Regions from separate parts of the Mus musculus genome. Here all the other regions are linked to region 2. The links are chromatin loops, found by intact Hi-C in ENCODE. Cell type or tissue: gastrocnemius. All regions are shown on one strand.

What was found. Hi-C counts contacts between places; a loop is a spot of excess contacts. Peaks named below come from ENCODE experiments on the same cell type or tissue, not always from the same donor. Only the 100,000 strongest peaks of a DNase experiment are listed, where the experiment ranks them.
Region 1: a loop joins it to region 2, with 2.7 times the contacts of the local background. A loop is called at or near these places in 22 of 42 quality-filtered maps.
Region 3: it touches region 2 in a loop (2.4-fold over the local background); 17 of 42 quality-filtered maps call a loop at or near these places.

Annotation. Positions count from the first base shown.
Region 1 is chr4:129,931,084-129,939,083 of GRCm38, forward strand. All of the region lies in intron 2 of Spocd1, which reads left to right. Among named protein-coding and RNA genes, the nearest start is that of Spocd1, 6.3 kb to the left of the region's middle. In gastrocnemius, no CTCF peak of the experiment used is centred here; a DNase peak (open chromatin) is centred at 3,341; H3K4me3 peaks cover 571 bases.
Region 2 is chr4:129,698,660-129,706,659 of GRCm38, forward strand. It overlaps a transcript of Tmem39b not described here and a transcript of Khdrbs1 not described here. Among named protein-coding and RNA genes, the nearest start is that of Tmem39b, 5.8 kb to the left of the region's middle. In gastrocnemius, CTCF peaks have their summits at 1,994 (motif pointing right) and 3,011 (motif pointing right); DNase peaks (open chromatin) are centred at 3,007 and 3,930; H3K4me3 peaks cover 485 bases; H3K27ac peaks cover 1,815 bases.
Region 3 is chr4:130,084,215-130,092,214 of GRCm38, forward strand. It overlaps Col16a1 (collagen, type XVI, alpha 1), which reads left to right. Exons shown (of 70, transcript NM_028266.5): 51 at 54-107; 52 at 1,605-1,649; 53 at 1,790-1,843; 54 at 2,005-2,040; 55 at 2,276-2,338; 56 at 4,408-4,479; 57 at 4,658-4,711; 58 at 5,298-5,342; 59 at 5,523-5,567; 60 at 5,870-5,923; 61 at 6,293-6,346. Among named protein-coding and RNA genes, the nearest start is that of Gm46871, 9.0 kb to the left of the region's middle. In gastrocnemius, a CTCF peak has its summit at 3,339 (motif pointing left); DNase peaks (open chromatin) are centred at 296, 538, 1,091, 1,451 and 3 more places.

The DNA.
Region 1 (8,000 bases), 230 kb after region 2:
AACTCAGAAATCCGCCTGCCTCTGCCACCTGAGTGATGTTTGCTTTTTTTATAGTGTTAGTAATAGTCCCTCAAGACAAGAATTAGCCCACTTTACCAGATGGGGAAACTGAGGCTCGGGGGAATTAACAGACCTCTCCAAGTTCACACAGGGATGGAGTCGGGGCTTCCATCCTTCCGTGTTCTCTCTTGTCACTGTTTCTCTCTGCATTCGTTGTCTGTTTAATTATGATATGAATTTTGTTAATAACCATATCTAATGTCTACAAGCCAGGGGTGGAAGATAGTACTTATTTTTCCCATATAACCGATTGCTTTTATATTTATTGAACGTGTATTATGTGCTAGATGCTTTTGATATAATTATATGAAGCAAAGAAAAGGAAGTGACAGTGGGAACCAAACCCAGGAAGTTTGTCTTGTGTGCTTGCGCATTCAATGTCATCGGCTAAGCTTGTTCAACATGCCAGGTGCTGAGTGTGTTATCTGAGATCTTTGTACAACTTCTGAGGTAAACACTGATGATATATACCCATTGCACTGATTTGGTCACAGAGGCTCCAAGAGATAAAATGACCAGTCAGGGTCAAAGAGCTCATTAGTAACACTGAGACAGGAGGCAATGAGCTGCCTATGTGTTTATCCTTGTTTGTAGGATAATTTTATCCCAACTCTGTGATATTATTCTTGCAAGCATCTATATTTTGGCTTTTGTCGAGATGGTAGGTCAAGGTCCAGGCTATTCTCAAACTTCCAATGTAGCCAAGTCTGGTCTGAATTTCTGACCCTCGACCCTTCAACTCCTGCATGGTGAGATTGCAAGCATGTGTCACTACACCTGACTCAAAACACTTGCTCTGCTTCGTTGTTGTTTATTATTCACTTTGCCTGTGTGTCTGTGTAGGAGTGTATGCCCGTGAGTGCAGGAGTCGGTGTAAGCCAGAAGGGGGCGCTGCATCCTGGAGCTGGAGTCACAGGTGGTTGTGAACTTTGAAGTGGGTGCTGGGAACCGAACTTGGGTTCTCTGGAAGAGCAAAAAACATGCTTAGTCTTTGAGCCATCTCTCCAGTCCCCCAACTAGTCATCTTTCATTTCAAAAGAATTTTAATTTGTCTTAGAAAATAAAGAGGAGCCAGGGGTGGTGGCGCACGCCTTTAATCCCGGCACTCTGGAGGTAGAGGCAGGCAGATCTCTGGTGAGTTCGAGGCCAGCCTGGTCTACAGAGTGAATTCCAGGATATCCAGGGTTACACATCTCAATAAACAAACAAAATAAACAAATAAACAAAAAAAAAAAACCCAAACCAAAACAACAACAAGAAAGCCGCTAAGGAGGATGAGCTGCAAACCCTGCACTCGGCAGCCCCCAGCACGACCTGAGTTCAGAACAGGCCTATCACGAATCTTTTTCCTACACTCATCTCGTCTTACCCCAAACTGGCATAATTGTATCCTATTTTATTTTGCCTTCTGATATTTAAAATATGTCCCAGTTAGGCTGAGACTTGGCTCAGTTGGCAGGGTGCTTATTCTACTATGTACAAAGCTCTGGCTTCACCACTGGGTAGTGTTGGTGGGGAAGTTGACCTGTTCAGCAGTAGTTCTTTGGGGGAGCAAGCTCCATCTTCTTTGGCAGCAGCAGTTCAGTCCTGTAGCAAACACCAAATACGACTCAGCAGCTGCAGACCAGTCCTCTAGACAGGCAGACAGCACACACGAACTGGCAGCTACAGACCAGTTCTCTCCGCAGGCCGACACCAGGCATGAACCAGCAGTTGTCGCTCAATCCTGAGGAACCGTTAGGCTCCCCAACTGGCCTCAGTGAGGCTGGGGGGGGGGGTTTGCAGGAACCTCATGAGCAGTTCTTGGGCAAGCTTCTCTCAATGGCTGCCTAGAGATGCATAGTGCATAGGGAGGCAGAACAAACCAAGCCAATGCTCAGTGCTCGTCTCCCACTGTCTGTGGGGTCATAGTTATACTCCTGCCTCCAGCGTCCTTTCCCCTGTGTCTGCTTCAGGAAAACATCCGTTCACATGTCTGCTTTAGCAAGACATTCTTTCACCTGTGTGCCCCAGCAAAACATCATTTGACACAACTAACTTTCCAAAGAAGCTAGATATTGCCACTTCAGAACCCAGAGCTGGAGAAATGGCTCAGCGGGTGAGAGGGGTCCTGCAAAAGCGAGATGCCCGAATAAGAAACTGAGCATGGACCAGGATGCCTGTGTCTCCTGAGTACTGTGGGGGATGGAGACAGGAGGCTCACCGGGGCTCGCTGGCGGCAGCCTGTCAGCCTACCTCCAGATTCAGTGAGAGACCTTGTTGTCTCAGAAAATAAGGTGGAGGTGATAGAGGGTGACATTTTGCCCCCTCCTCTGCACCTGCATGGATGCTCTCTCTCTCTCTCTCTCTCTCTCTCTCTCTCTCTCTCTCTCTCTCTCTCTCTCTCTCACACACACACACACACACACACACACACAAATGCATACTTTTTTGGTAGAGTAAGAAGCCCCGTGGATGCCTTTGAGACTGCCGTTCATTGGGAAGGAACACCGGTGTGAGCCTGTGCCCTTCAGGTTCCTTTCATGAGATTCTGTACGTGAACGTCTGCCATTGGCCTTTTCGTGTGTGAATAGGTTGTCAGACTGCGCAGCATGGTGTGGGGCTGCTTCGCCTTTTGGGCTCTGTACCATTTGAAGGTCTTTCCAGGTTGGCACACATGGTTCGGCAGAAGTTCTGCCTTTCCCGACCCTGCGTCAGAGCCGTGTCTAGCTGTCTTTGTCACGGCCGTGGGCACGTTGATGAGAGAATGAGCAAGGACTTCCTTTCCTCGTTTCCAGCCACTGGAGGGTTCTGAGAGCTGCCACTCAGCCTCACTTTGCCTGATGACCCAAGCAAGTGCCTTCACCTTCCGGGATGTCACGAGGGTGTTAATAATACCTTGGGGGGGGGAGGGTGGTGAGGAGTCACCGTGGTGACACATTTACCATTTAGCTCCATGCTTGTGACAAGAACTACGCAGTTTTGTTGTTCAGGCAGGGATGCTGGGGAGAGGTTTCTGGTACATCTGGCTTCTCCCCACTCCAGACAACTTACTTGGATTGAACGGCAGGGTTGGGGTTCCCAGGGTTACAGTGTTTTCGGTGGAGGGGGGCTTGCCGGAGTGCCATGTCGTAACCAGGTTTCCTGCCTGGCTTGGCTCGATGCAGCCCAGAACTGGGTGTTGCTCCGAGCATCATTCTGGATACTGCAGCTCAGCGTACCATCCCACAGCTGCCCAAACAACCCGTTTCCATGGAAACCGGTGCCAGCTGCAGGAGAAGAATTGGGGCTGGGTTGTGACAGGGACGGGCAGTGGGTGGCTGAGGACAAGCAGAGTGGGGTGTGGGCAAGCATGGGCAAGCATGGGCACAGAGCCCAGCCAGTCATCTGCCAGAGCCTTTAGGGGACCCCACGACTTTTTGCTGGAGGCTGCCTGGGTGGAAGCAGAGCCAGACCGAAGAGTTCAAGGTCAGGCTCTCGGTACACAGAGACACCAGGCAGAGCTTTTCCTCTCTGAGTTGTAATTGCCTCCTCTGTGAAAGAGAGAGAGCATCCACTCAGCCTGAGGACCACCCAGCTCTGAGAGGAGAGCCCAGCCAGCGGTGTTGTATTCTGCCTTGAAACCGAGGGTCTTGGAGGGAGAGGGGTCAAGACGCCACCCTTCCCTCTGTCTTGAGTTCTGTTGTATCCAGAGAGATCAGGAGCTGCTCTGGGGATGGGGTAGGAGGCAGTATGGGGAGGGCGGTTCTGCTAGTTTGCCCTCTTCCCTGAGGATGCCGTTATAGCTTCTCTGCCCTGACCCAGACACCCAAGCACAAGGTGCAGCCCGCAGTTGCCCAGTGTCAGGAGGCGCAAGGGGAGAGGAGAGTGTGTTCCCAGTGGGTGACCTAAGAATGGCACTTTATCTGGGAGTGTAGCTCAGGGGTAGCATACTTGTCAAGCATGCATAAGGCCCTGGGTTCAATTCCCTGCACTGAAAACAGCCAAACAACGGATTTCTCTCTCGCCTCCTTGATTCAGCTTTGTGTGTGTGTTTGTGACACGGGGTCTCCTGTATCTTAGACCGGCCTCAGCCTCACTGTGGAGCTAAGGACTATGCACTTCTGAGCCTCCTCCTACTTCCCATGTGCTGAGCTTGCTGGCTTGTGCTGCCAAGTCTGTCCCACGAGGTGCTGGCGACTGAGCCCAAGGCTTCACAGAAGGGAGGCAAACACTCCGTTGGTGAAGCCACACCTCGGCCCCCAGCTCCTTTTTGACTAGGGAGTTTATTTGCTCTAACAGGAGTTTTACACACATCTCATTTAATCCCCACAAGAGCATGAAAGTCAACGTTAATATCTCTGTCCAACCGCTAAAAGAAAATTGGCTTTCAGAGGCCATTGATTCAGTCAGTTTCACGTGACTGGACGGGGCAAAGCTGGGACTTGTATTTAGGCCTGTGCAAGTCCAGAGGCTGCCAAAGGCCTGCGTAAGAGGTTCAGATGTATATTGGACTTTGTTGTAATTTGTGGGATGACTGGAGCAGAGCAGGGGGCGGGGAGGGCTCCTACCTGGGAGGGGCACAGACAGGGTAATCAGAAAGTTGAAGTTCAGAAGATCATGGATGCCCTGACAGTGGAGTAGGGCGGAGGGCCCGACTGTCTGAGCTGGGTGGGTCTGGACAAGGGAAATAGATGCTCAGCGAACAGAGGAGGTAGAAGGAATATGCCGGGAAGAGGGGAGGCTTGGGCAGTGGGGCGTGTTACAGGAGTGGAGTGGTAGTGGGATTAGGGGAGACTGAGAAAGATCAGCAGATTCAGTATTGGTTGGAGGAAGTGCAGAGGTTCCAGGAGGGGGACCTTCTGAGGCAGGCACCAACGAGTGTTGGTAGAGAGAGCTTGACATGTCTCAGGTGCTGATGCCATGGTCCTAGAATCAACACTCTGAGGAGGATGCTGGTATTATCCCCATTTTGCTGATAGGAAAACTGAGGCACAGAAGACTTAGTAATGTTCTCCTGATTTCACCAATCCTAAATGCTGGCAGCAGGTACCCACTGCAGGCACATGCCACAGATATATTTACAGCCTGTGGGACTATGTAGTGCTTTTTGTTGTTTGTTTGTTTGTTTGCTATTACACATGGAGATGCTGTGAACAGTTTAGAATATATTCTTTGGCATAGTTGACCAAGAATATCTTCAGAGGGCACGACCTCTGGAGATGGATTTCTAGGTGATAGGGCACGCACATCTTCAGTGCTAGGGACTCACCAAAGTGATGGAGGTCAGGTGTGTCTGGGGTGGTGTGACCGTAGAGTTACCGAAGCAGTGTGCACCCCACTGGCTCTGTAGACATCTTTCGGTCATTTCACATCTTTGCCAACACTTGATGCTATCAGCTTTTGATTTTTGCCAAAGTAGAGATAGTTAGCATGTCTCTGTGGTCTTGATTTTGCCTTCATGTTAATTCCTTAATATAAGAAACTTTTCATCTAGTTTAGCCATCTCTGTTAAAACTTTGTCATATATATATATGTATATATATACATATATACAGTATATATTATATATGTGTATATATAAAATATGTACACACATACATACATACACACATTTATATATGTGTATGTTAACATCTTATGAACTCATAGGAATTCTTTATATATTCTGGATACTATTCCTTTCCAGTTGTGTTTTATTGTTATTTGTGGATGTGTGTGTGCCTGTGTGTGAGTTTGTACATGAGAGTGGGTACCTTGGAGACCAGAAGAAGGCCTCATATCCCCAGGAGCTGGAGTTACAGGAGGTTGTGAGCCACCATGCGGGTGCTAAGAGCAGAACTCAGGTCCTCTGTGAGAGTAGCGAGTATTCTTAACCACTGAGCCAGAGTCTCTCCAAGTCCACAATTTTGCGTTTCTTACAGTATCTGTTGGTGAAAGAAATTCTAAAAATTTTTATTGTGTAAAATACATATAACATAAAATTTGGGTCTTAATCAGTTTTTAAGTGTATATAGGTCAGTGGCATTTAGTACACACACACACACACACACACACACACACACACACCCTACAACTGAATTCACCTATCAGACGGTAATTCCCCGTTCCCATTCCTGTTTACCTCTAGATCCTGGTAACCACAGCCAGCCAGCCATCCTCCTTCCTTCTTCCTTCCTTCCCTCCATTGTCCTCCTCCTCCTTCTCCTCTTCCTCCTCCTCCTCTTCTTCTATGGCTTCTTGAGACCCAGTTTCTCTGTGCAGCCCTGGCTGTCCCGGAACTTGCTCTGTAGACCAGGTTGACCCTGAATTTAGAGATCTGTCTGTCCCTGCCTCCTGAGTGCTGGGATTAAAGGCGTGCATTGCCACCTCCATTGCTGCCACCATTGAACCCTCTCAGTTCCTTTCTGTACAGAAATAATTATGCATCTTAAAGAACAGGGACAGAGCTGGGCCAGATATTATGTCTGGGAAACTGGCCCTGTCTGCAGATATTGGCAGAGCTAGCAGTGAACTTGAGGGTCTCCGCTGGGTTTCCTCAGGCAGGTGATTTAAGACTAGGGTCATCCTAGGGGGGGTAGTGTTGAGCTTTTAAGTCCTTATAGACATAAGTTTGAGAATTGGTTCCTTGCAGGAACCTGGATAGAGTTTGGTCAAGGGGACACAGTCTTTGTTACTGGCCCTGTTCTCTGTGTAGCTCCTTACAGAATGTGATTTCTGATTCGTGGGATGGAGTCCCTCTTCTCCACACCACTTTAGCTACCAAGTGTCACCTTCTTTTCAGGATGGCAACAATTCCTTAATAGTATTAACAATTCAATACTTATTCAATCCAGATGGAGGTAGTGATGTATGCCTTGATACACACACACACACACACACACACACACACACACACACACACACACACACACACACACACATATATTCCCTGTATAGATCAGGCTGGTCTCAGACTCATACTCCACATGCCTCTGCCTCCTGAGTGCTGGGATAAACGTATGTACCCCCATACACAGCTCCTGATTTATTTTTATAGTCTGCCTTTTAATGTTGGATCCAAATGAAGTCTGCCCATTTTTAAGTGGTTGATAAGTATTTCATGTTTCTTTTAAACCACGGGCTCCCCTGTCTCTTGTAGGGTTTTGTTCCTTTTCCCAGAAGCTGAAGAAATGAGGTTGTTTATTCTATAGTGTATTGCATTCCTGGCCCATAGTTAAACAGTTCTTCTGTGTGGTGTTTGTTTGTTTGTTTGTTTGTTTGTTTGTTTGTTTTTTGAGGCAGAGTTCCTCTCTATGCCCCTGGCTGTCCTGGAACTTGCTCTGTAGACCAGGCTGGCCTCGAACTCAGGCTTCCCCTACGTAGCTCCTGAGTGCTGAGATTAAAGGCCCTCATCATCACTGCCCCGCCCTGTGTGGTGTTCTACAGCTGTGAGAATCCTGGAGAAGAACCATCCCATGGAGGAGTTATCCTAGCGAGTAATTCAGAGGCTCTAGTCCATCACCACAGGAAAGTCAGGGGGAGGCAGAGGCAGTGACCAGGAAGCTGAGTGGTCTCCCTTGCTACAGACCTCATTTGGTATGTCTAGGCTCCCAGCCAATGGGATGGTGCTGCTCACACTTAGGGCTGTTCTTCCCATATCTGTGCATCTTCTTGGGAGACCCTAGCACCGGCCTTCAAGAAGTGTGCTCAGAACAGTCTCCCCATGTCCTCATTACAGTCGGGCTGCAGGTGGGCTAACTCCTGCTCTCTCTGTTCCCCGTGGACCCTCCAAGATGGTGTCTGCATCAGAGGATCAAGACCTCGTGTCACTTCCCAGGGGATGAGGTGGTCTTCCCATCAGAGGGCTCACAGTAACCACTCATACTGCTTGATATTTTCCACGCCTTTCTAACGTGGAAACTTTAAAAATTGCAGTGTCTGGCTGCTGCTAGCATATTAAAAAAAAAAAAAACGATTGATTTTTGCTCATTGATTTTGTA
Region 2 (8,000 bases):
TAGGATGGGGAAAGAAAGCAGGCTTCCTTGAAATGAGTCAGAGGAAGTATCTGGGGGAGAGGGAAGATTCTAGACAGAGGAATAATGCAAGGACATTCAGCCTGATATGTTTAAGAAGTAAAAAGGAGGGTAAGTAATGTGGGGATGACAACTGCATCCATCAGCCTGGCCAATAGGCAAGCATGCAGGCATTTTCTTAATGACTGATGTGGGAGGGCTCAGCCCACTGTGGGTAGTGCCACCTCTCCGCATGGCCTCTGCTTCAGTTTCTGACTCCAGATTCCTGCTGACTTCTCTTCATGAGAAACCATAACTTTACAATGAAAGAAATCGCTTTACCATGCTACTCTTGGTCCTGGTGGTTTTTGTTTGTTTGTTTCAAGACAGGGTTTCTCTGTGTAGCCCTGGCTGTCCTGGAACTCACTCTACAGACCTCAAACTCAGAAATCCACCTGCCTCTGCCTCCCAAGTGCTGGGATTAAAGGCGTGTGCCACCATGCCTGGCTGGTCCTGGTGTTTATCATAGCAATAGAAACCTAACTAGGATACAGGAGGAGATCCTGTCGCTGGTCTCAGAGGGCACTGGCACCTCACCTCACACACACAGTAACACAGAAAATTGCCAGAGAGATGGCTCACTGGTTAGCACAACTTAGCAGAGTCTAGAGGACCCAAACCCAATTCCCAACACCCATACACAGCAGGTCACAAGGGTCTGTGCATCCAGTATAGGGGATTTGATGCTCTCCTCCAGTCTCTGTGAGCGCCAAACATACACCAAAGCCGGGCCATCTGCGGGAATGTGGGTGACACCTAGCCATATTTTCAGTTACTGCTATATCCTGGGGACAGAGATAACAAATTGCTACACCTGAATGAAGAAACAGGATGTTTTGAACGATCCCTTTTAGCAGTAGGCAGAGGATAGTATGAAAACAACTTCCTAGGAGGGGTCAGACCTGGTTTCTGAGATGAGTAAGTTTTGTTGAATGGTCCAGTGTCTGTTGGAAGGCCCTGGGATTAATCTCTAGCATGGTCTTTTGTTGGTTTGTAAAGTGTGTTTGTACCATACGGGATGAAACATCTCTTGAATCTGGTAACTGCCTGTGGAGTTGGTAATGTTTATGAATCTACAGTGTAAAAAATACGAACATCGTACATAGCGAATTCCCAGGAAATATTTACTGAATTGACTTGGCATACCTACAACTCAGTGTAAGACAGCAAGGGCACCCATGGGTCCAACCGGCTTTGTTATGACCGCTTGCTGGACATCCATTGTTTCCAATAAGAAAGATGATTCTCCCCTGGGAAATCTGCCTCCCTCAGTCCATTTGTGGCTGAGTCTTCTTGAAGTTCCAGTGGGCAAATGATTGAGAAGTCAAAGCACTCCAACAGCCCTGCAACTCCAGACAAGTGGCTGGCTCGAGGGGAGGGGGAATTAGTGATCTAAGTGAGGTAAAATGAGATGTTTTCATAGTATATACACTACAGCTATCAAGAAAGAAATCTTGAGATTTCCTTGTGATGGCTGATGAAAGCAAAGGCTTTGAAGAAATGTCACCTGCAGCCACCCCAGCTGCCAAGTGATTTGGTCTCCCAAAGACATTTTAGATGATTAATATAAGACCATTCAAGGGTGTTCTTGTTCTAATCTCTTGGGTCACTTTCATTCTTTGTGTGGTTAGCCCTTCCATACATCAGCCCTCATACCTATGTTCTTGTCAAACTTCACATTTTATGTTTTACAGAGATAATAACAAAGCAAGCCACTGGGAAGCTTTTTGAGATTGGGTTTCACTCATTAGTCCTGGCTGGCCTCCAACCTCAGAAATCTAGCCTCTGCTGGGATTAAAAGTTTCTGCCGCAATGGCCAGCCTGAACACTGAGCTAAACTAAGCAAAGGCCTCATGATTTTTTGTTTTTCTTTTTTTTAATAATCTAGTTTTATTTATTATATGTAAGTACACTGTAGCTGTCTTCAGACATACCAGAAGAGGGCATCGTATCTCACTATAGATGGTTGTGAGCCACCATGTGGTTGCTGGGATTTGAACTCAGGACCTCTGGAAGAACAGTCAGTGCTCTTAACCACTGAGCCATCTAGCCAGTTTGAGGTCCCATGTTGTTTTGACAGGCCTGTAGTCTGAAGGGGCAGGACACAGCACAATGCTTCCTCCCCCCCCCCCAAACAGGGTTTCTCTGTAGCCCTGGCTATCCTGGAACTCACTTTGTAGACCAGGCTGGCGTCAAACTCAGAAATCCCCCTGCCTCTGCCTCCCAAGTGCTGGGATTAAAGGCGTGTGCCAACAACCACCCGGCAGCACAATGCTTCAAGTTAGCATTTCCTCCAGAAGAGTCTGGTCGGCTTGAGCATATTTGAGATTAGTTTTGTGAACCGGACACACAACCTGGAATAGCTGGGGAAGAATTTCAAAGAGGCATTTTCTTGATCCGGTTGGCCTATACTATCTTAATTATGTCAACAAAGAGGGAGGACTCATTTAATCACGCCGAGGTTTGGGTCCTGGACTGAGGAGAAAATGAGTGTTACGCATCTGTCCTCTCTGCTCCTGACGGTGGATGTGACTAGCAGCTTCAAGTTACCGCTGCCTTGATTATCATATGGTCTACAATTGGACTGTGAGATAAAATAAACTCATTCCCCGACCTGCTTTTGTTGGGGCATTTTGTATTAATGGTAAATAAAACCAAGACAATAATTGAAGCTAGAAAAACAGATTGGTAAGATGGTAAGATCATTTGAGGATCCTAAATGCTGCAAAGAATTTGATTCCAGGTCTTCAAATCTGTCTGAGAATTAGAATTAATTCCTATTCATTATTGTGGGGACTAGATTGTGGGTAGATTGCAGAGACACAGTGTATGACAATTCCGGTGGCTGTCATTAGGAGTTGGGAGAGTTGCCCCACTTCATTCTCTCAGAGTGGTATGTCAGTCTTATATCTGATCTTACTTCCTTACCATCAACACCCGCCAGAGGGAGCCACATACAAAGAAACAGGAGTTCCCAAAGCAACAGGGACGCGAAACCAGTTTCCTTTTCAGATACGTGCTAAGATTGGGGCGTGTGGCGTAAGACAAAGCAAGATGACCAGGCAGGTGTACAGTCTAAACTCGTGTCTGTGTGTCTTAGGCCCTAACACCCATGAACTCTGACTCTAAATTATTACCCAACTAGAATCCCTGGTGCTATCCACATAGTCTAGCTAGGTGCTTGGGGCAGCCACCGTGGTGCACACCCGACTCCCACACTTGAGAGGTAGAGGCAGGGGGATTTCTGTGTATGAGATCCAGGCTAGGCCAGGCCAGGGCAGAAAGGGAGATGTTATCTTAAAATAATAAAAATTATTAGTAAGAGCTGGAACCTGAGCCAGGATTCAAGGCCAGTCTGAACTAAAGTGGGACACTATCTCAATGTAACATCACCGTACGTGTGCTGAAGTGAAGGCGAGAATATCGTTATGTGGGAGCAGCATCCATGTGGCACTAGGAGTCCAACAGAGGACAGTGGCGGTAGTGTATGCCTGCAGTTCCAGAATTCAGAAAGCAGAAGTTTGACGCCAGACTGGACTACAGGGAGGCTGGGTCCTCAGAAAGCAGCAACAGGATCTAGTTTCTCTAACCAGGATTTACTAGCAAAGGAAGCACAGCATTACAAACACAGAATACTTTCACGTTCTTTATTTTCCACTTACCTGCACTAAGACGAGATTCCTCCAACACCAAGAGATGTTAAAACCAAGGCCCAGAAAACGTCAACTTACCAAAAACCAAACGGCATCTGAGCCCAGAGACGGGCCTGGAAGCATCCTAACAGCTAAGGGCTCAACGAAGGAGAGGCACGCAAGGCACAGCTCCAGCCTCCCCTCCCGAGCTTAGTCCTGGCTGGCGGCCAGGCCTCACACCCACCCTTCCAGAGCCCGTCCTGCCTCCACACTCCCACTCGTCCCCTGAGAGTCCATCACCCTGGCAACGGTGAGAGAAAGGCCCTTTTAAAATATTTATGTCTCAGAGCAGTCCAGAGGCTTGGGGAAAGCTGACGTCATCCTTCTCAGCTTGCAGGTGACTGACAAGCAGGGCAGCTGGGTGGGTTAGCCAAATACCCTAAGTCAGACCTCTCAAGAGAAAGATCCCTAGGATGCTAAGCAGTAACGGAGGTGGATGCTGTGACAGAATTTCTAAAAATAAGCCTGAAAGAAAGGAAGAATGTTGGGGCTGTACTCTGCCCAGCTCTTCAGATTTAAAACGTTTCTCGGGTTCCCCTTCAGTGGGAGAGAAATCGCTTATGGAATAAACACCAAAGGAATGAACTGGAATTGAAGCCAAGATGTTTGACTTCAACTCTGAGCTTCCCTGTAACCGGCTGTGACCCTCAAGCAGCTATCCTGGACCTGGAGGTTATACATGACTTACAATCTCCGAAGAGAAAGGCTGAGGCTAGACCACTGGCCCAGAAGCTAGTAGGTAGAACTAGTCACCGTTCATCGCTTGACCAAGCCTTTATTGAACGCTTCATGCAGAGGCAGATACTTGAAAACTTTAGTACAGAGGGGATGCAGAACAGCCCCACCCTTCAAGAACTTGTGGACAAGTGCTAACAAAGACGAACACAGGCTCAGAGTTTAAAATGCCTTACCTAAAGTAAATGATTCTCAACTTTCCTTCACAGATTACAGAGGGTGACCTTCTTTTCTGGGAGTCCTCTGGAATGTCCAAGGGCACCCAGGCTATAGGTTCCAATAAAGGTGTGACAGTGGGGGGCATATATAGTAGTATGTTCCAGAACATTCTATGGGAAACTAAGCAGAAACAAGAGACCGGGAATAGCACAGGAGCTGAGTGTTCTGACCTGGAGAGCCACACCAGGGATTTAGTCCCTGGTCTTTGGTGTTTCAAGACAGGTTTGTGTAGACCTGGCTGTCCTAGAACTTGCAATGTAGATCAGGCTGGCTTTGAACTCCATCTGTCTCTGCCTCCTGAGTGCGGGGATTAATGGTGTGCGCTACGATGTCTGCTGCCTTTCAACTCTTTAAAGCCATTTATTTGTTTATTTATTTATTCATTCATTTATTGTAAGATAAAGTGAACCCAGGTCCTCTACAAGTGCAAGTGAAGTGATCAAACACCACGTTAAGCCCCAGCCCCTCCTACTAAAATGCCTTGAGTAGGTTGAACGGTTAGCACTGAGCCCCTGAAGCTCTGAGGACTCCATGTGGGACTAAAGACTCCTAAGTAGCAGATCCTGCCTGGCTTTCTGTGAGAAAATCAGATCAAGAGGTGGGGTGAAACACAACTGTTGACTCCTCTCCTGGGTTTCTATGGCCCAGGCCAGCCTCTATACAGCAGGTCGCTCCTGGGATCCAGGCTCTGTTGACAGCTGCAAAGACACAAAGTGGAAAATTAAGGAACTGGAAGCTATGGGGGTTTCTCAGCTTTCATCTGGTCAGGCTTTGTACCTTCCAACCTTCCCTGCCCACCTGTCCATCGCCACCCTCCTTGCTGTGTTCAGCAGGCAGGTTCCTAGGTACACACAGATGAGCAGGAGGTAAACGCTCACAGGCTCTGTGAGCTTTCTTTGGCAATGAGGTTATGTCTCAAACCCTATGCAGCTCTCCCACCCATGGATGACTGAGAAGAGGGGGCTGAGAGGCCTTACTTGGCTTTCAGGTACAGCTGGGATTTGTGACTTTGTGGGCTCTTTTCCACCCTTTACCTCACCCACCTCTTCTCAACCTTTTACTAGACAGAAGAGGGAGAGGGGGGAGGTGGAGAGAGAGAGATCTGAATTTCATTTCTTTCTTCTTTGGACTAGGAAATGGCAACAACCATCCCTCCTGAACCACCACCAACCCACCTCTCTGGGCCCTAGAATTCACGTACCCTCCGAAAAGTTCCCAGAATTCCAAATGTTACACAATCACAAAAACTCTCTGTGGCTGGCAAAACCACACCGCTGCGAGAGCACAAAGCAAATCATAGTCCGCGGCCGTGGACAGTGCGAGGCAGGATCATATCCCCCCACCTGGGATTAAAGCCGTAACACATTCTTGTTTTTTTTTTTTTATTCATTTCATGCCAGTACAATGTCACTGTCTTCAGACACACCAGAAGACAGCATCAGATCCCATTACAGATGGTTGTGAGTCACCATGTGGCTGCCAGGAATTGAACTCAGGACCTTCAAAGAGCAGTCAGTGTTCATAAACACTGAGCCATCTCTCCAGCCTGCAGTAACACATACTTATATTTGTGTTTTTAAAGAAACCAAAATCCCGGAATTGTCACTACATTCAGTTTTTTGTTTTTTTGTTGTTGTTTTTTGGTTTTTCGAGACAGGGTTTCTCTGTGTAGTCCTGGCTGTCCTGGAACTCACTCTGTAGACCAGGCTGGCCTCAAATTCAGAAATCCACCTGCCTCTGCTTCCTGAGTTCTAGGAATAAAGGCGTGTACCACCACATCTGGCTTTCAGTTTTTTTTTTTTAAATTAACTTTATTTTATGTACATTGATGCTTTGTCTGCATTCACAACTGTGTGAAGTATTGGATCCCCTGGGTCTGTACTTAGACAGCTGTGAACTGCCCACGTGAGTGCTAAGAATTGACTGAATCCTTTGGAAGAGCAGGCAGTGCTCTTAACTGCTGAGATCCAGCCCCTGTTTGTTTTCAGACAAGAGTCTCACTTGGCCTCATTTAGGAACTCACTATGTAGACCAAGCTTGGCCTTGAACTCAGAGGTCTGTCTGTCTCGACCTTCAAAGTGCACGCTCCACCACTTCCAGCTTTCAAAATCCAATGCTTTATTTATCCCAAACCAAAACAGCTTGAGTTTAAAAAGGAGCAAGGAAGTTCTATCTTAAGTTCAGAGGTCCATCTCAGGGTTATACCTAGAGGACACATCTTATCCTGGGACGCTTGGGCTGGGGCCTGATATTATGTAAAAATCCACAGAAGTGATTCTACTTTTGAAAAGATCTTTAAAATTATGCGTGCATGTACATGTGTACCTGCTCCTGAACTCACGTGCTTCAGGAGGTCAGAGGCATCGGATCCCCTGGACCTGGTAGTACGAGTGCCAGGAACCAAGGCTGAGCCACTCTCCAGCCCAGCTTCTTCTAAAAGCCACTGATCCTCCCACCTCGAAGGCCTGTTCTCATTCCCATGTCCAGCTTCAGCCTGTAATCTTAATACATCTCTCTTCTCCCATACCTAGTCACTAAGTTATGTTCTAGGAGCTGCTGAATATACCTAGTTCTCTACAGCCTCACTTTTTATATGTATATGTGTGCCTTTCTGGGCCAAGGTGCAAGCAGGCCAAGAGAGGGCATCAAATCCTGGATCTCAAGCTACAAGTGATTGTGAGCTGCCAATCTGGGTGCCAGGAACCAAATTGGGTCCTCTGAAAAAGTAGCAAGCACTCTTAAATCTTTTAACCACTGAGCCGTCTCTTCAGCTCTAATCTTCATTTTCAATCATATTAATCTACCATAGCCTGGGGGCTGCAGGACACCATGGAATCCATCTCAGGGCTTGATGCATGCACTAGACAATTGTTCCACCATGTTTTAAAAGACTCTGTTGCTGAGACCTGAGCAGAGGCTAGACTGGCTGGCTGGCTCCAAGTCAAGGATCTGCCTGTCTGCCTCCCCAGCACTAGGATTATAAATGTACACTATCACATGAAGAAGAAAATCAAACTCACGTCCCCATGCTTAAAGATGGAGTTCCCGCTTTAGCTCCTTTCTAGTGCCTTCCCTCACTTAAAAAAATTAGGTTGTATGCTAGCACATCTTTAATCCCAACCATCAATAGGCAGAGACAGAAGGATCTAAGTTTAAAACCATCCTACTCTACACAGCTAATTCCAGGACAACCAGGACTTCAGAGAGACAATCTTCTCAAACAAAAAATAGGTTGGGGCAGCAAGATAGCTCAGTGCATAAAAGTGCTTGCTGCTTAACAAGAATCCACATAAGCAT
Region 3 (8,000 bases), 390 kb after region 2:
CATTAGCACCATGGTAGGCAGGCCACAGAGCTAATTCTGCTGTTGCTCATCAGGGTATCAAGGGAGAGCGAGGATACACTGGCCCCTCGGGAGAGAAGGGCGAATCGGTAAGCTGCAGCATGGGTATGGATGTGAGGTGAGCGTCAAGCAGGGTGCCCCCCCACCCCCACCGCCACCTTCATCCGCTGGACTGGAGATCTTCCTGTGAGGAGGAGCCAGTGACCCCTGCTGCCCCTGCCCCAGTCACTCCAGCTGCTGCTCTGCACAGGCTGGTGGCTGCGGAGGCGGAGGCAGAGGCTGTGAGGAGATCCTAGCAGGCTTCTTGCAGAGAAGTCAGAGGGAAAGGGCCCAGTCAGCTGGCAGAATTCCCCTCTCCTGCCAAATCAGGGCCAGGAATTTTTTTCTTCTTCTTCTTCTTCTTCTATTGAGGCCACCTTCATGGGGGTCCTACACTGAAGGAAGGAGCTGAGGACTGCTAGCATATGAAGTCACAGGCTCCTGAGTGACATGACTCACCCAGAGGCCTGCAGCCAGCCAGGGAGTGAGTTAGTGGTGGAGGAGGGCTGGGCTGGAGTCCATGTCTATCTGCTGAAGAACCTCAGCCCTCATAGCCGGGATCTGCTAAGCTAGAGCTGGAGCCATCTCTCCCCTTCTCACAAACGCCAGCCAGGCCAACCCTGTCACTCTTCTACTCTGCCACAGGATGGTCTCCTAGGCAGGCTGGGTGCTGCGAGTCCTTCTGAGGGGTCTGCACTGAGCAAAAAAGGCCCTGTGAGCCCTGCCCTGCAGCAAGAAGCAGATAAAAACATGTATGGATAGAAAGATAGATGGATGGATGGATGGATGGATGGATGGATGGATGGATGGATGGATGGATGGATGGATGGATGGATGGACGGACGGGCAGACAGACAGACAGACAGACAGACACAGACAAGAATGTTGAGAGCTGAGAGCCCTGAGCAGAGTGGGGCTCGGGTAGCATGATGATGCTGTAGAAGAGGGAAAGGGGGTCCTTCCCCAAGGAGGATCAGGGGAGGATGGAGCTGTGCCAGGTCCACGGAGCAGGAGGTCATGGGTGGGTCCTGGCAGGGACAGCATTGGTTTCCTGAGGGTTCAGGACACATGGAAGGAGAGGTGAATGGTGGGCATTCCAGAGAGAGGAAATAGCCATGCCCAGGCTCGAGGGTGCGACCCAACAGAGCGTGTTCAGGGTACAGCAGTCTGCACAGAGCGAAAGCATAGCGGAGGGAGCAGGGAGAGGGGTGTGAAGCAGGGAAGGGTGGCTGGTGATAGATTACAGGATGCCTGTAAACCCAGCCTCAGTGGGAAGCGTATGCCTCATTCATTAGACAGAGGGGAGCCCCGGAAGGCTTTTGAGCCAGCGAGTGACACAGTCAGAGCTGGACCTACACAAGAGAGATTAGCTCATAATTTTTGGCCAGATTGCTGTAGGCCAGGAGGTAGCAGGATTAGTTAGCGGGCTGGTTCCAGGGAACTGAAGGGCCAGGTGGAGAGGACACCCCTACCTCGTGCTCTGCCCACCCCCAGGGCCTCACTCCTCATGTTTCTGAGTGACTGATTCTGTTACTTTGCGTCCCCAGGGCCCACCAGGATCTGAAGGCCTTCCAGGTCCCCAAGGTCCAGCGGTGAGTGCCGGGCACGGGGTGGGGTGGGGTGGGGTGGGGTGGAGAGTGGGGGTGGGGGTGGGGGAGTGCCCTGGCCTCTCCCTGCGGCCCAAGAGACAGGAAGACTGGGTTCTCATCTGCATTCTCCTCTGTGGCAACAGGGTCCCCGAGGAGAGCGAGGCCCCCAGGGGAGCTCTGGAGAGAAGGGTGACCAGGTGAGCATTGTCTGGGAGGTTGAGGGGACTTCACCTGCTGCCCATCTAGGACAGACTGGAGGACAAGGACAAAGCTTGCAGACTTGAGGCTACCCCAGCCTGTTCCTCTTTCCACCAAGTGTCCAAGAAGGGGGGGCTGACCTCCTCATTTCTTCCCTTAGGGATTTCAAGGCCAGCCAGGCTTCCCAGGCCCACCGGTGAGTAAAGACACAGAAGTTCCCTGTAAGGCGGTCCCACTGGGAGGAGCAGGGCCTGCCGGATGAAGATGGACCTGGGCCAGGGAGGTAGGGGGTGGGAGAAACAGTCCAAGTGGCTGTGATAGATTTCAGGAGCCAGGTAACCACGGAGGGTCAGGCAGATAGATGGCGCCCACCAAGAAGGTAGGGGGAAGAAGCCCCGCCTCCAGCCCTGCCCACTTCTTCATTGACACAGGGTCCTCCAGGATTCCCAGGCAAAGCTGGAGCTCCTGGCCCACCTGGCCCCCAAGCAGAGAAGGTGAGCCGAACCCCACTTCTGCCAAAGCCAAGCAGCTGTTGCCACTGTTGAGAAAATTCACAGACAAGTCCATCTTTGTCAGGCTGTGCTCACCAACGGATGGCTCTGTGGATGGTCCCACGCCCTCTCCTAATCCTCCCTTCCCTACCCCCCTGCTCAGCCTTTGAGTAGCCTGGGCTCCCATTTGCCAGGAGACTGGCATAAACAAGGTGGGGGTAGAGGCACAGGACTGGTAGAGGCGGGTAACTAGACTGTGACAGGCCAGCTTCAGCCAGCTTCATTTCTCAAGGGGAAGCAGAGGGGGCAAGGAGCCAGGGAACGAATGAAACTGGGACCCCTTGAATGGAGGCATACCTGGAGGAGGGGTTGCCTCTCTCTGTAGGTTGTCCTCAAGGGCCCCGAAGACACAGGGTCACCTGTGATTTTGTGATAATCTTGGGACAGCAGCCTTGGAACTCTGCAGGACTGACTCTAGAACTACAGTGATAAGCTAGGCACATAGCCCTGCTGCAGTTTGGAGGTGACGTCCCTGGCTCAGCAGAAGCTGGGGCTCCCTTATGTACTGGGTAGGAGCTGGGGGAGACCCCAGGCTTAATTTCTAAGCATTGGATGGAGGAGGCATCCACAGGGCGCTGTGGTTTCTGGGAGCCTCTCTTCTCTGAAGCCACACATTAGCCTCTCACTGTACAATGAGGAAAAGAAAACAGTTGGAAGACCCAAAAGTTAGGGAGCCATCCAGGGCACACACTGTCTTAGCATCAGAGATGAGTGTCCCTCTGCCGCCTCCCCAGGCTTGTGCCCATCAGACGTAGGTGGACCTATGGTGGCTGTCAGCTCCCTCTCATGCCTGCCTTCCCAGTGAAGGATGGAGGTGGTAGCCAAGTCCTGCTTAGGCTGGTCATTGCAGAGAATCCCACACTGCTGGATAGAGGTGCTTCATCTCAACTCTCAGCGAGGCTGACATTGGCTAGAACTGTGCTGACCCCTCCTGGTCAATGGCGGTATTGCAACACCCCCGACTTTCTGCCCTGTAGCTGTGTCTGTCCATTGCCGCAGAGCTTCTCCGCTGCCCAGGGGAAACAGCAACCTTTCCTTAAGCATCTTACCTCTCAGTCCACACTCCTATTCTCCTCCCCAATTCCCTGCTTTGGGCTTTCCATGGCTATATGGCTGTTTGCAGGTGGTTTTACAGTCCCTGAGCCTTTTATTAGACAAAAGTTTGCGTGCAACCTCATAGAGTACAGACACAAGTGAGGAAGCTCTGGATAAGACCTGGAAGAAGGTTCTGGAATCTTATCCTCTGGCCCAGAAACCTAGTTTATGCTCCCAGGGTCAAGGATCAAGGGTCCCCCACCAACTCCCAGGGTGCTGAGAAGCGATGTCAAAGCCACTGGTCTGTTTCTTGACTATGTGCCACATGTTACGTGGGGCCCCTCCAGGTCCAGTGCCCACCTCCCCAGCCTCATCTCCCAGTCCATCTACCCTAAGGGCCCTGACACCCAGGTCACAGGCATGGGACCACTTCCAAATCTCTCTCTCCTAGGTCCCCTCTAGCTTCCCTCCTGCCTCATCCCAGGGACTCATCTTCAGAGTCCACCATCTGGTGACACTCCTGTGACATTTTCCCTAAGGCCTGGCCACCATGGGCCTCCACCCCAATCCCTGAGATCTGCAGCTCCATCCTTGAAAAGCTGATGTGGTGTTTCACTGCAGGCATGTGGCCCTCAGGGACCATGAGACCCTGGAGTACAGGAATCTCCTCACCTTTCCCACTTTGAGGCATGAAAGCCCACACACAATATAAATTAAACACACACACACATACACACACACACACATGTACCGGCCTCTGGGACAACCCTGAGAAGGGGCTGGTTTAAGCAAGTTCTCACTCCCCATAGAGCCGTGAGGGAAAGGGGCCTTGGTGGGTGAGGACACAGGTTCTTAGGGAGACTGTGTGGAATACATTAGTTAGTCAACGTAGAACCAGGACAGGAAGCCAGATGTCCTGACTCCCAGGGACCCCCTAGCATCCCTGGCCCTGACTTCATTGGGTGTTCCTGTTTCAGGGCAGTGAAGGGATTCGAGGTCCCTCAGGCTTGCCTGGGTCCCCTGGGCCACCCGGCCCTCCCGGGATTCAGGTGAGTGTGTGGCCTCTGGGCCCGATGGCATGTGGGATGGAGTACCTGTGTGAGTGTGTGTGCATGTTGTGGTAACAGTGTGAGTTGGGTAAGAGGTGGAGCCAACCATGGGGCTGGGTCAGACTTCCCTCCTCCTAAGCTCGAGAGCAGCATCTAGCCACGCCTTTCTCGTGCGCAGGGCCCTGCTGGGCTGGACGGACTGGACGGGAAGGACGGCAAGCCTGGCCTGAGGGTAAGATGGGGCTGGATGGGAGGCAGGAGCCCTCCCTGCTGATGAGGTGAGCTGGAGTCGCCCTTTAATCAGGGTATCCAAGTCTCCTCCCGGCTGGCCTCAGACTCCCCTGAGTCTCTCATGCCTCCTAATAGACTTAGCCAGGTTAAGTGAATTGGATGGTGACAGAGATACCACTTAGATCCCGAAACCTGGACAGCTGGAGGAAGTAGGCTGTATTCTGGAAAGAATAAGGTTGTAATCATGACAGGCCTAAGCAGGCTCTGGCTCCTTGGTTGAGATTTTTCTGGGCAATCAGAGAAATGGGAACATGGCAAAGCGGGGGGGGGGGGGGGGGTTGTGGAGCTATCAAGGTCATTTCCCATCCTTAACAAAAAGAAACCAAACCAAGGCCCACAGAGGGGCTGGGACTCGTTCACAGTCCCCAGTCAGTCAGAGGCTGAGCCAGACTGGGATTTTTTCCCTCTGTCCCATCTAAGGTTCCCAGCAAATCCTGGGGATGGAGATTCAGAAGCAGAGTGGGGCGGAGAGTGGGTGTGGTCAGGGCTGAATCAAACCTCCTCAATGCTTCCTTTTCTTTCCCTAGGGGGACCCAGGTCCTGCTGGCCCTCCCGGACTCATGGGACCTCCAGTAAGTTGAGCTGAAGGAAGGAGCCGGGAGCTCTGAGCCCCCCTCCCGGCTCTCCTCGGAGCCTCCATGTCCTCATGCTATGGTTGCAATAGACTCTACTGATATAGCCTGCGCAGGAAGGTGTGGGGGCATCTCGGGTATCAGATCTCGGGCACCACATCTCCCTGCTTTTCCTTCCAGGGCTTCAAGGGGAAAACAGGTCATCCTGGCCTCCCTGGGCCTAAGGTAAGAAGGAGGACTTCAGCTCAACAGACTTCCCCGGTCTCTTCAGACCCAACGCCTGAGTTGGGCAGCCCAGCCTGGGTTTAAACTGCCTGCCACCTGACCCCTGGCTGAGCTGCTACTCCAGGCCTGGCTTCCTGAGGCCACCAGGGCCCAGCAGACTGGGTCGGGATGCTGACACCCACCAGCTTGAAGAGTATCAGAGGTCCTCTGGCCAAAGCCAGAGCAAGATGTCAGAGCTCCCTTGATCCAGGGTCAATGTGGGGGTGGGGATACCAAGCCAAACTGCCACCTCTCTCTTTTAGGGTGACTGTGGAAAACCCGGTCCTCCTGGCAGCAGTGGCCGGCCAGGGGCAGAGGTAAGGACTGGGGTTCTGTGGTCATGCGGCCTGGGGCTCCACTAAGTCTGAGATGTAGCCTCTCTGCTGCATTATCTTCCCATTTTCTGCATTAGAGTGGCTGACTTCTCTCCTTGGCCTTCTGGTGTGAAATTTCGCCCGCTCCCCGGCCCCCCATCTTGACAGTTATAACTGGTCCCCTCCCTAAGAGCACCATTGGACAACCACCCAAAAGGCAGGCCTGGCCTTTAAGGCTAGAGTCTAAAGCTCAGAGCTCTGTCCAGCCCTCCATGGCACCACCACAAGCTCTGCTCATCTCTCCCCTGAAAGTAGCCACGGATGTGCAGGTGAGTGAGTTTCTGTGTCACCTCTTTCTTTCTGATCCTGCAGGGTGAGCCCGGTGCCATGGGACCCCAGGGACGACCAGGACCCCCAGGGCATCTTGTGAGTTAAACTGTTTTTGTCTCTGCTTCTATGAACTAGGATGTCACTGAGGGGGATGTGGTAAGCTCGTGGTGGCCACAGGAGCCCCAGCCGTGCGGAGATGCCAGGGCTTTGGACTCATCTAATTAAGTGGCTTTTGCTTTCCAACGCCTTTTGGATTTTCCGGGCACATGCATGTTTGCTTACCAGACACGAGCCATTCAGTCAGTCAATAAGCAATTATTGACCATCTGTTCCAAACCAGGGCCACAGCACAGAGCCACATAGACAAGGGCCCTTGTCCCATGGGACCTCCCCGCAAGCACAGGAAACAAGGGAATAGGAAAGGTTCAAGGGATGGGGTGATGTTACAGGGGAGAACTGGGTAGGGCCTTAAGGCAGCGTTTCTCAACTTGTGGGTCACGACCCTTCCAGGGGGGTTGTGTATCAAATATCCTGCATGTCAGATATCTACATTCTGATTCATAACAGCAGCAAAATTACAGCTATGAGTTAAAAATGAAAATCTTCTCATGGTTGGGGCACCCCAGCCTGAGGAACTGTGTTAAAGGGTCGCAGCATTAGGGAGGTTGAGAACCACTCACTGTTTAGCGGATCCCTGGCTGGAGAGATGACATCACTGAGGCCTCAAGGAAGGGTGGAGGCAGCTGTTGCTGGCCTGGGAGAAGAGGTCTAGGCAGAAGGGATGACACCGATACACAGAAACAAAAGCAGCCAGGAGCTCAGCATGTCTGAGGGACCTCAAGAAATCCACCACGCTGGGCATGGGAATAGCGTGAGAAGTGCACGTGGGATCAGAAACCATGCTGGGCTCCGAAAAAGATACCTCACAGGGCAGGCACACTCAGGGAAGGGCTGGCAAGAGGTGGGTGGATGGGTGGTGGGGAGGGAGAGGGGACAGAAAGCTAAGGGGATCTGGGATGTGCTTGCAGGGGGTTGGGGAGGCTTGTTCCCTTGGTCTGAAGTGAAAGGGGGACTGAGTGAGAGAAAGAGAGGAACCAAGAAGTTCATTTGGGCAACTGGGTGGTGCTTTTACTCTTAGGGCGAATCGGAGAGAGCATTTATTAAGCAATATTGCATCTCCTATCCACTTTTCTCATCAGTGACAGTGTGACAGCAGCAAGCTGATAGGGCTCCAGAGAAAGTGAATCCACTGTGCGCTAATATAGTATGGTTGTATAGTGTTGGGAGGTGTTTGGGGACATTAAGAGTACTTCATGACAAATAAAAAGCAGGGGAGAGGGGGGCGACTTTCAGGTCCCGGTTTTTATATATCTCAAGGAGTTCAGAGAACCTGTTCTGGGGACCTCTGGTCCCCAGTAGAGGCTCATGGGGGCTGTGGATGAGGACCTCCTGGGTTCCTCCTGTCACTGTTCTATCCAGCCTAGGCCCCTGCTCTCTCCTGGTCCCAGCGATGAGCAGTCCCACCCCAGGAGTCAGCTTAGGAGCCATGGCCCAGAATGTTCTGGGGAGGGGCATAGGGTTCAGAGAAGGTGTTGCTCCGGTGAGCAGGTGATCTCTGGACTGTGGGTATTTAGATACAATCCCAGCAGTGTCAGGAAGGGACATCCCAGGGGTGTAGCATGTCACTGTGACCTGGGGGGAGGAGCCACAGAACTTTCCCAGGTGGATGTTGGATCAGCCTTTTTGTCTG